Regions from separate parts of the Mus musculus genome. Here region 2 is linked to region 1. A link is a loop called in an ENCODE intact Hi-C map of the cell type or tissue named here. Cell type or tissue: left cerebral cortex. All regions are shown on one strand.

The links. Hi-C counts contacts between places; a loop is a spot of excess contacts. Peaks named below come from ENCODE experiments on the same cell type or tissue, not always from the same donor. Only the 100,000 strongest peaks of a DNase experiment are listed, where the experiment ranks them.
Region 2: a loop joins it to region 1, with 8 times the contacts of the local background. A loop is called at or near these places in 5 of 42 quality-filtered maps.

What each region holds. Positions count from the first base shown.
Region 1 is chr7:64,030,523-64,035,522 of GRCm38, reverse strand. No RefSeq gene overlaps it. Among named protein-coding and RNA genes, the nearest start is that of Gm20670, 24 kb to the left of the region's middle. In left cerebral cortex, a CTCF peak has its summit at 2,422; DNase peaks (open chromatin) are centred at 1,636, 1,866 and 2,282; H3K27ac peaks cover 1,784 bases.
Region 2 is chr7:63,920,161-63,925,160 of GRCm38, reverse strand. The region is part of intron 1 of Klf13 (Kruppel-like factor 13); the gene reads left to right. It overlaps E030018B13Rik (RIKEN cDNA E030018B13 gene), which reads right to left. Exons shown (of 3, transcript NM_001256311.1): 3 at 4,622-5,000. Among named protein-coding and RNA genes, the nearest start is that of E030018B13Rik, 5.8 kb to the right of the region's middle. In left cerebral cortex, CTCF peaks have their summits at 810 and 1,960 (motif pointing right); DNase peaks (open chromatin) are centred at 66 and 771; H3K4me3 peaks cover 449 bases; H3K27ac peaks cover 3,000 bases.

The DNA.
Region 1 (5,000 bases):
ATTCCCTGTGGCTTCGGTCGTTCCCCATCTTGGTGGATGTTGGCCACGTGGAGATCTGTGTTGGTAAGGGCTGAAAACTAGCCTGCAAAGAAAGGAAGAAATGATGCCAGAGAGATGAGAGGCAGGGGGATAACAGATTACGGGGAGGGTGACTGAGCCCCCACCCCTGACTCAGGTACTGGCAGAATCCAGATTGTATGGTGTGTCTGTTATCTGTCAACGGGAAGTTTGACAACTTAGAAAGCTCACTTGGCCTCAGCAGTGGGGGCAGGGGGCTGGGAAGAGCTCAGCTAGCAGTTCTGACTGACTGACCATCAGACTGTCCTGGTGATCATCAGGCCTCTAGTGACAGGGACAGTGGTCCGTGGAAGCTGTTGTGTGTGAGGTCTTGCTTTCAAGCCATACCCGTGACTATAGGAGGGAGGCAGCTCCTCACCCCACAGGCCTCAGATAACTGCTGTTAACTTGGCTTCTCTCAGAGCCAGTGACCAGACAGAGGTAGAAGCTGACAGTGGTATAGACATAGGATACAGCATGGCATCCTTACAATTCCTCCTGGTTAGTTTTGTGTTTGTGTGTGTGTGTGTGTGTGTGTGTGTGTGTGTGTGTGTTATTTTGTGTTTTGTTTTGTTTTTGTCTTTTTTGTTGTTGTTTGGCTGGTTGGTTTTTGTTTTTCTGGGTTTTTGGGGGGATGTTTCGTTTTGTTTTCTTGTCAGTTTTATACAAGCAACAGTCATTTGGGAAAAGGAAACCTCCACTGAGACACTGCATCCATCAGACTGGCCTGTCAGCAAGCCTGTGAGGCATTTTCTGGGTTAATGATTGATATAGGAAGGCCTTGCCCACTGTGAGCAGTACTACCCCTGGGAAGGTGGTCTTGAATTTTGTTAGGAAGCAAAGGTGAGCAAGCCACAGAAAACAAACCAGTAGGCAGTATTCCTCCATGGTCTCTGCTTTAGTTCCTGCCTCCAGATTCCTGAATTGGCCTCCCCTGGAACCTGAACTGTAAGATGTAAGCTGAAACAAGCCTTTTCCTCCCCCAGGGTGCTTTTGGTCATGGTGTTACTATCAAGAGAAAACAAACTAAGACACAGGCCAAGGAAGTGGCATGCCCTCCTTTCTTAATGGCGTTGAGACCGTATGCATCCCCTGAAGATCAGTAAGGTAAATGCTTTGCCCCAGTGGTGCTGTGAGAGATTATTTATGGGATGAAGCCAAGAGAAGCCTTCAGAGTCTGGGATTGTGGGGACTGTTGGACCCTCACTCTTTTGTACTCCCCCAGTGAGGTGAAGTGTTTGCTTTGCCACACACCCCTCAGCGAGACACCAAATCCACAAGCTACAAAGCCTATGCTTTTGATAAGTTTGTCACCTTGGACATTTGCGACAGTGACAGGAAACAGGTCAGCATATCTCTGCCTTCTGTGACTGGTCTCTGAAGGCAGTCAGGGTCGTGGGAGTCAGCCTGTGGCAATAAGTGGCCACTCCTGCCTGGGACTGTGTCTGTATCTCCATCCCAGCCGTAAGAGTAGAGTGGCTGGCTCCCGTCTTCAGCTTCATCTGGCCCATCTTCTCTCAAATCTCGTCTGCATCTTCCCTGTGTCATGCATTGTGCACGGAGCGTGCTTCACTAATTCTCTCCTTGCATGAAGAAATGAACTCATAAAGACAGACCCAACACTGGTCCTGTTTCAGGGAGCCCATGGGTCAGAGAAGAAGAGAGATGGAGCTGGTGACTAAAGGCATATATCCCCATTTTAAGCACCAGAACAATTAGGAGTAGAAAAGCCACAGCCCCTTCCCTGTGAAGCGGGAAGAGCAAGAGAAGGAACAGGCCTGGTGTCTCACACTTAAGCACAAAAGAAAGCCCTGTTGGAAAAGAAAGGGCAGAGCAGGTGAGCACAGAGAACCTGCCTTGGCGGAGGCCCCAGAAGCACCTTTGAGTAGGAGGAGGGTGCCTGACAGCTTGTCACCAAGTCAGAAAACAAAGGGGTCAACCTCTGACCTCTCCAGGCTGAGATTAGCTAGAGAAACCCATGAATCATTTACTTTTCTTTCTTTTTTTTTTTTTTTTTTGTCACAAACACAGTTAATGGTTTGAGAGTAAAGAGTAAAAAATTGAGCCCCAAATTAAACCACGAAGGCGCCCTCCCGCCATGTGCTCTGCACCCCGCAAGGTGTCTTCTTACAGAACTGTAGAGTCGCCCAGAAACAAGCGTCTAATTATAGCTCAGCCATCTGCGGAGCTAAAACAAGGGGCTCATCAACACTATCTTTCAGGTTTTTCACTAAGTCAGAACAATCTGCTAAAAATATCCTGTACTGTATCCGCAACGCCCCCAAACAATGTGTTTTCCCGGCACCGCAGCCTGCCAGCTCCCCATAGCCCTGGAAGCCCAGGGGGAGCAAGGAGCCCAGCTGGCAGCCGCCATGTCCTTTCTGTGCCTGGTTTTCATCCTGAGTGTCATCACTGGACAGTAGAGGACAGAGCAGAGCAAAAGTTAGGACTGGATCCCAGCCTGCCACAGAACTCCAGGCAGATGTCCACTGGGTGAGTTTCCTAGGAGCCTCTCAGGGATTCTGGTCAAAGAGCAGGTCCTCAGAGCCAAGAATCCTGCTGAGTCTACTGGCACTGTCATGTCCCCAACTCTCACCCCAACAAGGGGCCCCAGACACTAATGTGTTGCCCATGTAGAATCTTAGTATCAATTAGAGAAACAGACAACCTTAACTTCACAAGCCACCTGCATACTGGACTGGAGACTCCTGGGAGCACATAACTTACTCAACAGTCCACAGCATCCTGTGGAATATGTTCATTAGAAAAGACAGGAATGCTTGGGCCTCCGAACCACTGTTGGTCTTAAGGAACAATCAAGTCTCCCAGGCCACCCAGGAAGGAGTCAGGGTGGAGGTCCTGTGCACATGAAGGCTGGCACCCTCAGGGTACAACTGAGTCAGGAGGGTGACTGAGAAGCCATGTTGGACATCAGCCAAAGACACCAGACCAGGTATTCAAGGGGTGATGATAAATACAGGGGGCATAGGGTGCAGCTGTCAGGGCCTGAAAGTAAGCACCACTGTAGAGCTGCAGAGAAGAGAGCTTGTGAGAAGAGGGCGAGACAGAGAGCACAGAGTTTACATCTTTTCTTCCTGACGAGAAAAGCGATCCTAAAGGCAGGCCTGAAGTAGAAGGATTGAAGGCCTAATAGGCTCCGTGAGGATAAATGAAAAGAAGTGGGTTGAAACTTGGTGATAATAGCATGTCGTGTGGCTGAGACAGTCACAGCTTTGATAGAGCAACCCTCAGGGAAACATCTCACCAAGTGCAGGGCCAGAGCTCCAAAGGCTAAGGTCCTCTCTCACTGTGGGAAAGGCAAAATGTTGAGCTCATGGTTTATAAATATAATTCTTAATTTTACATATAGTAAGAATTCCAAGATATTCCAAGATGTCTCTGAAGAAGAATATATATCAATCTTCCGTACCCAAAGAGGGCATCAGGTCCCATTATAGATGGTTGTGAGCCACCATGTGGTGGCTGAGAATTGAACTCAGGACCCCTGGAAGAGCAGCCAGTGCTCTTAACCTCTGAGCCATCTCTCCAGCCTCTACATACAATTTCAATAGAGTCAAATTATGAAAATAAATTTCAAGGCCAGATTTTAGCCCAACTATATCAATAATTAAATTTGTATAATTAGTTAATTAAACATATAAAGTATTCCAACTAAAAGACAAAGATATAACTGAAACTGGAATTTTTAAAGTATGGCTGTGTGTTTTTGGAAAGACTTCCGAAACACAGGGTGAGAGAAAAGTTGAAAACCAAAGGTTAAGAAAAGATGCACAGGGGTTGGGGGTTTAGCTCAGTGGTAGAGCGCTTGCCTAGGAAGCGCAAGGCCCTGGGTTCCGTCCTCAGCTCTGGGGAAAAGGAAAGGAAAGGAAAGGAAAGGAAAGGAAAGGAAAGGAAAGGAAAGGAAAGGAAAGGAAAGGAAAGGAAAGGAAAGGAAAGGAAAGGAAAGGAAAAGATACACAGAGCTGAGGAGATGGCTCAATGGATAAAATGCCAGCTACACAGCACCCTAGTAAAAGCCAGACATAGCAGTGTGTGCCCGCAATTCCTGGGCTAGGGCATAGAAATGTGCAGATCTCAGAGGCTCCCCAGCCAGCCAGTTTAAACAAATGCCAGGCTTCAGATTTAGTAGAGACCCAGCCTTAAAAGTTAAGGTAGACAAGTACAGAAGAAGGCATTCCAACTTCAACCTTGGGCTTCTACTCATGCCTGCCAGCACAGTTGAGCATGCCCATATATGCACACATACATGCACGCTTGTGAGTGTGTGTGTGCGCGCACACACACACACACACACACACACACCAACATGCCTAGTAAAAACATAAATAAGAAAACAAAGATGCACAGGTCCATTTTTCTTGACTATAATGACATAACTAAGGCTGGCTAATGTATGAAGAGAAAAGGTTCATTTAGCTCTGAGTTCTAGAAGTTTAGGGCCTGGTACTGGCATCAGCTCAGCTTCGGGGAAGGTCTTATGGTGGAAGTTATCAGAGTTGCAGAGCAGAGGCCCAAGTGAGAAGTTACAGGGTGAGGCAAGTAGACAGGGAATGAACTTTCCCAGAGTAGTCTCTGGACCTACAGATATGACTCTGCCGCAGGGTGCTCTCTGCTGCCATAGTCAGTGGTAACCACTATGTGGGGCTGAGGTACAGGAACATCCATCTTTGTGTGGTCTGACACCAAGCTGCCTCATGAGGCATCTTTACCTTTGGGTCTTTCCACCTCTGGCCACAGATCCTGAGAAGCCTCAGGAATGAGACATGAGATCCAAGGTGAGGACAGAAGTATAGTATGGGTGGGTGGGAGGATGTGCGGTTCTTAGCTCCAGACGTAGCAGGCCTGGCAGAGCCCCTCTGTGTCCTGGGCATCACTGGGTACCCACACAGTTAGCACCTCCTGAGACTATTGAGTACAGCCAT
Region 2 (5,000 bases), 110 kb after region 1:
CGACAGCTGGCACAGCGTAGGCTTCGGAGTACTGGCTGAGGGCCAGAGGCTAGGAGCGCTTACGTAAACACCACACCAGGATTTATTGGCTTTGAGGCTGATTAAGTTCCATGGAAAATTTTGGGGAGCTGTTTCTCTTCTCAGATGCCCATAAGTGGAGCTTCCAGAGCCCGGGGGCCACCTACCTTCCTGCCCAGAGCCAGTCTTCCTGGAGGAGTCTAGGGTGTGAACTGGTTTTACACCTCAGCCATGCCAGTGAGGATTATGTTTGCTGTTAAACTCTAACTGTTCTTGCAGGCAGTCTGGCAGCCTGGGTCAGCTGCACCTGGCCAGGCTCTCCTGCCCACATGCTTGGCTGTTGATGGGAGTGTCCCTGTGGGAATGGCCAGCCCATGAGTAGATTCAGCAGCAGGTTCCCATGGCCTCCTGTTTTGCCAGGGTCTCTTCTCCGACAGGTCACCTTATATATCCTTGCCCCAACAAAGAGCCTGGTGAGTAAGCTGGGAAGCGCATTCATTCACTTTTCTGGCCAGAAATGTTGGTCTAGGTCACCTGGTGGATGGTTTATCCATTGAGGCTCCCCTTACGGTTGTGTAGTGTCAGTCTCGTGGTTTATGTATGTCAAGGGGGCTGGATTGTTTTATGGGCTGTTTATTCCATTTTCAGTGTGGACCTGCCAGGAAAGCAACTCTCTGCAGTAGCCGTTAAGAGTTGTCACATGTGGCAGGCCCCCAACCCAGCACCAGAGGAATGTCCAGATTGGCTGCCCTGATTTCAGATTCAGGGCTGCCTTTGCTTCCCCTGTCTAAACATGCCAGCTCCTCCTGCTTTCACTAGGGAGCAGCAGCTGGCCTTCAGCAAGAGGCCTGGCCTAGCCCCTGAGTAGAGAGCTGCCTGGTGTCCCCATCACTGAGAGTACCTTCCCACCCCACTCTGTGTAACTTAGACATGGTCCTGCTAATATGACCAAGGGTTATCTTTTTAAGGATGTTTGCAGAATTGAGGTTTTTGGGTTTTTTTGTTTTCCAGAATTTATTTTATTGTGTTAAAAACCAACTAGAGTTTTTACCATTGCAACGAGGGGTGGTGAAGACCCTAAAGCATGGACACGAGACTTTTGTTGTGTTGTCTATAAGGCCCAGTGGTGTTGCTGTCTCTGTCCCTGGCCAGCTGTGTGAGGTTTGACTTCATAGATGGCGTGCTTTAGTGCCCTTCTTTAAAAACCTCTTGGTGTTTCATTTTTTTAAAAGTTGCTCTTACATTTACTTTTGTGTGTGTGTGCATGCACACGTGCACATCCCACAGCATACATGTACGTGGAGGTCAGAGGACATCCCGGGGGAGTGAGTTCTCTCTACCATGTGGATTCCAGAGATCAAACTCAGCTTACCAGGCTTGGTGACAGGTGTCCTTACCCATTGTGCTATTTTGCTTTGAGGAATGCATTCTGTTTGATAATACCTTATTGTGTAAACAAAGATACTATAGCTCATTAGTAAGGAGCCTTGGCCTTGAAGTACAAGCGGGCTGAACACCACCCTGAGTTTTCATCCTTAGTTCCAGTCTGTCTGGTCATGATGACCTCTGAAGAGCAGAAGAGAAAATGACTCAAATGTCCAAGAGGGTTTGTGCTTAGGCACCCTGTGGCACCTACCCACCCCTGCCTGCGTGCATGGATGTTGCCTGATAAAGCAGAATTTCATGTACTGAAGGGGTTTTTTTTTTTTTTTTCTTTTTTTTTTTGGCTTTTGGTGTTTTTGTTTGTTTTTCAAATCAGGGTTTCTGAATGTAACCAGCCATGGCTGTCCAGGACTCCCTTTGTAGACCTGGCTGGCCTTGAACACATAGAAATCTGCCTCTGTCTCCCAAGTGCTGGGAGATACCACACCCTGAATTGTCCTGGAAGTTTTTAATGTAACTCTTTTGCTTGTAAGTTCACCATGTGAGTGCAGTACATTCCAAGGCCAAAAGAGGGCTTCAGATCCCCTAGAGCTGGAGTTATAGACAGTGGTGAGCCACGATTTCAGTGTTGGGAACTGAACCTCCCTCATCTGTAAGAGCAGCATGTGCTCTGAACTACTGAGCCTTCTCTTTAATAGCCCTGCAGTTTTGCTCATGGATGCCCAGATGGTTCTGCTGCTTGTCATGCCCATAGATCCCCATAACCTTCTCTGAAGGACCTAACTACAGCAGAAAGAACTGCAAGCTTCCATGAGCATCCTTGGATTGCTATGGAGACCTCCTAGCTAGTATTAAACTGGGTTCAGATTAGGGAGTGTCAGCCCCATCTCATTTGTTGCTAGGTAACCAAGACCTCCCAAGTTCAGTTAATTGTATTCAGTTGGACTAATTTATCAGGAGCAGATAATCTGAAACCTCAAGGTGAACGGCTTGGATAAGGCTTAGTGGGCTGAAGGCCAGTAGCCCACACCAGGTCTGTAGTTTCAGACAGTTTCATAGGAGGTGGCAGCAATGCCAGCCTTGCAAAGTGTCCCCACCCAAAGAGAAACAGTCCCGAGTCCAGATGTGCTCTGGGCTATACTTTCCAGAAGTCTTGAGCAAGGGTGTTAGCCTGTTCTACAGGGAAACTAGCACCATCCAGGTGTCATGGCCGATTTTGTACCTTCATAGTCTGAAGGCTCAGACATGCTGTTTGTAGACACATACCCAGTATTTCTGTGGACTCCTGGGACAGGCCTGCTGTCAGTGCATGGACATGAGTGGCATAGGGAGCCTATTAGGACACAGAAGACCGGCTGCTCTATCTGTGACCTCCCTGGGCTGCTCTGGCTTCAGCAGGCATTCTTTTCAGAAGTGATTACTTTTGCCAGCTTTAGCCTCCTACCACCCCCATGCTCCCCTCCCCCACGCTCCGTCACCCCATGCTTAATTTTCTTTGGGGGGGGGGGAGCAACTCTATTTGCAAATGCAACAATTGTTTCCTAAAGGGAAGCCTGGAAGCATTTTTGAGGTTGGCTTCTCAGCTGTGAACCACCCTTTCTACCTCTTTCCTGTCTTCTCGGCATCTTCCCGTTAGTGTATTTGGCATGAAAATGCTTCCTGTGTGGTCTGAGGTGAGCATGTTGACTGATTATAAATAAGAACATGGCTTGCCTTTCCCCTTGTATCTGATTGCTCCCGAGGTATGATACCTAAGAATGTTGCCCCTGTGGAGAACCTATTTGTTGGGGAACATGAGGTAGCTTGACCTTCTGCCTGCGCAAGGCCCTGCTTAGACAGAGCATGCTGCTGCCATGCATTTCTGAGTTCTGTTCCTGTGGTCTTTAGAACAGTCTCTTTCCCTCCCTCCCTCCCTGACTGCTCGCGCTCTCTCTCTCTCTCTCTCTCTCTCTCTCTCTCTCTCTCTCTCTTCCCCCCCCCCTTTTTTGGGGAGTGGGTGGGTAGGGCATCTGATCCCCTTTAGGGGCTGTCCTATACCCTATACAGGATGTACTGCTTAGGCGTCTACTCAGAACCATCCTGGAAGATCCAGTGGCGAGGCGGTTTAATTGACCACATTTGGATGTCCTGAAGACCATGGAGTAAGTAGAAAGCAAAGCTTGGGGGCTGTTAGAACAGATGTATAAGAGATGTACTCTGTGTTCCAGGAAGCCTCCCATCTCTGCCCATGTACTGTGTGTACCTAGGCCATGTGCTGTTCTAGGACTTGCCTCCATCTTTGTGCCTAGCAATAAGAAGGAAAATGGGAAGACATGAAGACCAGTAGGGATTTCTGTGGAGACCCTTGGAGTCTGGTGCTAATTTGTCCCAGTAAAGACCAGATACCTACCCATGAGCCTCCACCCTGGTCTATAGAAGCTCAACCTACATCTCATTGGTAGGAGACAGTTTACAACTACAGGAAAAAAATGGCTAAGTGTTGGGCTCAGGCTCTGCTATCATACCATGTAAGACAGAATGGCTGTGCACCTTCTGGCAGAGGTACCCCTAGAAGGCCTTCCTAGAGAGGCCCAAGTGTGTAGGTAGCTTACATGTACCCTTGACTCCAGTACATAGTATTATCCAACCTAGCCTTCTTAGTAGGCTTGGGAGGTGCTGAGGCTAGTCCCCTGAACAGTCTTAGCTTGGGAATGGTCTCGTGCCCAGCCCACTCAGCCCGTGGGTTGTGTGTGGCTGGTTCCCATTTCCTTTATGTGAGGTAGCTTGCATTGCCCTCAGAGACCTGTGAGCCACATGTTGCTTTGGTCAGTGGTCAATAAATAAAGTACTATGTATAAAGAGCCTGGCTTTCAAGGATGCCTTTAGTCTGATGAATCTTCCTCAGCCTTAAGACACACACCCAACAGTACTTTCCAGCCCATGGGCACTTGGTACCTGTGAGGTAGTGGCCTTGTTTTTGCCCTATTGCTTACGGGCAGGAATTCACTTAGGAGCTGAGCCTCAGTTCCCTCTGCCTGGCTTGCTTATTTATTATTTATTTATTTATTTATTTATTTAACTATTTGGGTTTTTTAATTTATGTATTTTGATAATTGTCTTTTCCCTCCTCAACTCTTCCCTGAGCCTCCCTACTTTCCCGTCTACCAACTTGTTCCCTCTCCCTCTCCCTCTCTGTCTCTCCCTCCCTCCTCTGTCAAGAAAGAATCCAAACAATGAACTCACAGAGACTGTTAGCATGCATAAGACCTGCTGCTGGAATTCAAACCAGACAAAATCCCAGCATGGATACAAATGGATACAAAATACTCCTAATGAAGAAGCTATTGCAATTGATACTTGCTGGCAAAGGAAATTACTAGAAGGTTAGAAGGTTATCACTGGATGTATCAACCACACTCCAGGGAGGCCTCATGCTCAGGAGCAGTTGACACAAAATGGAGACCATGGATATTTTGGGGGTACTTTTTTGTTGTTGTTCTGCTTGGTTCTCTTCTCCTTATACATTACCATGGTCAAGTGGCCATGGTATTGTAAGGTATTGTAGGGTCCTCCCTGGTCTTGATGTGTAGGGGAAGGCAGCTAGCTAGGTGGAGTGAAGG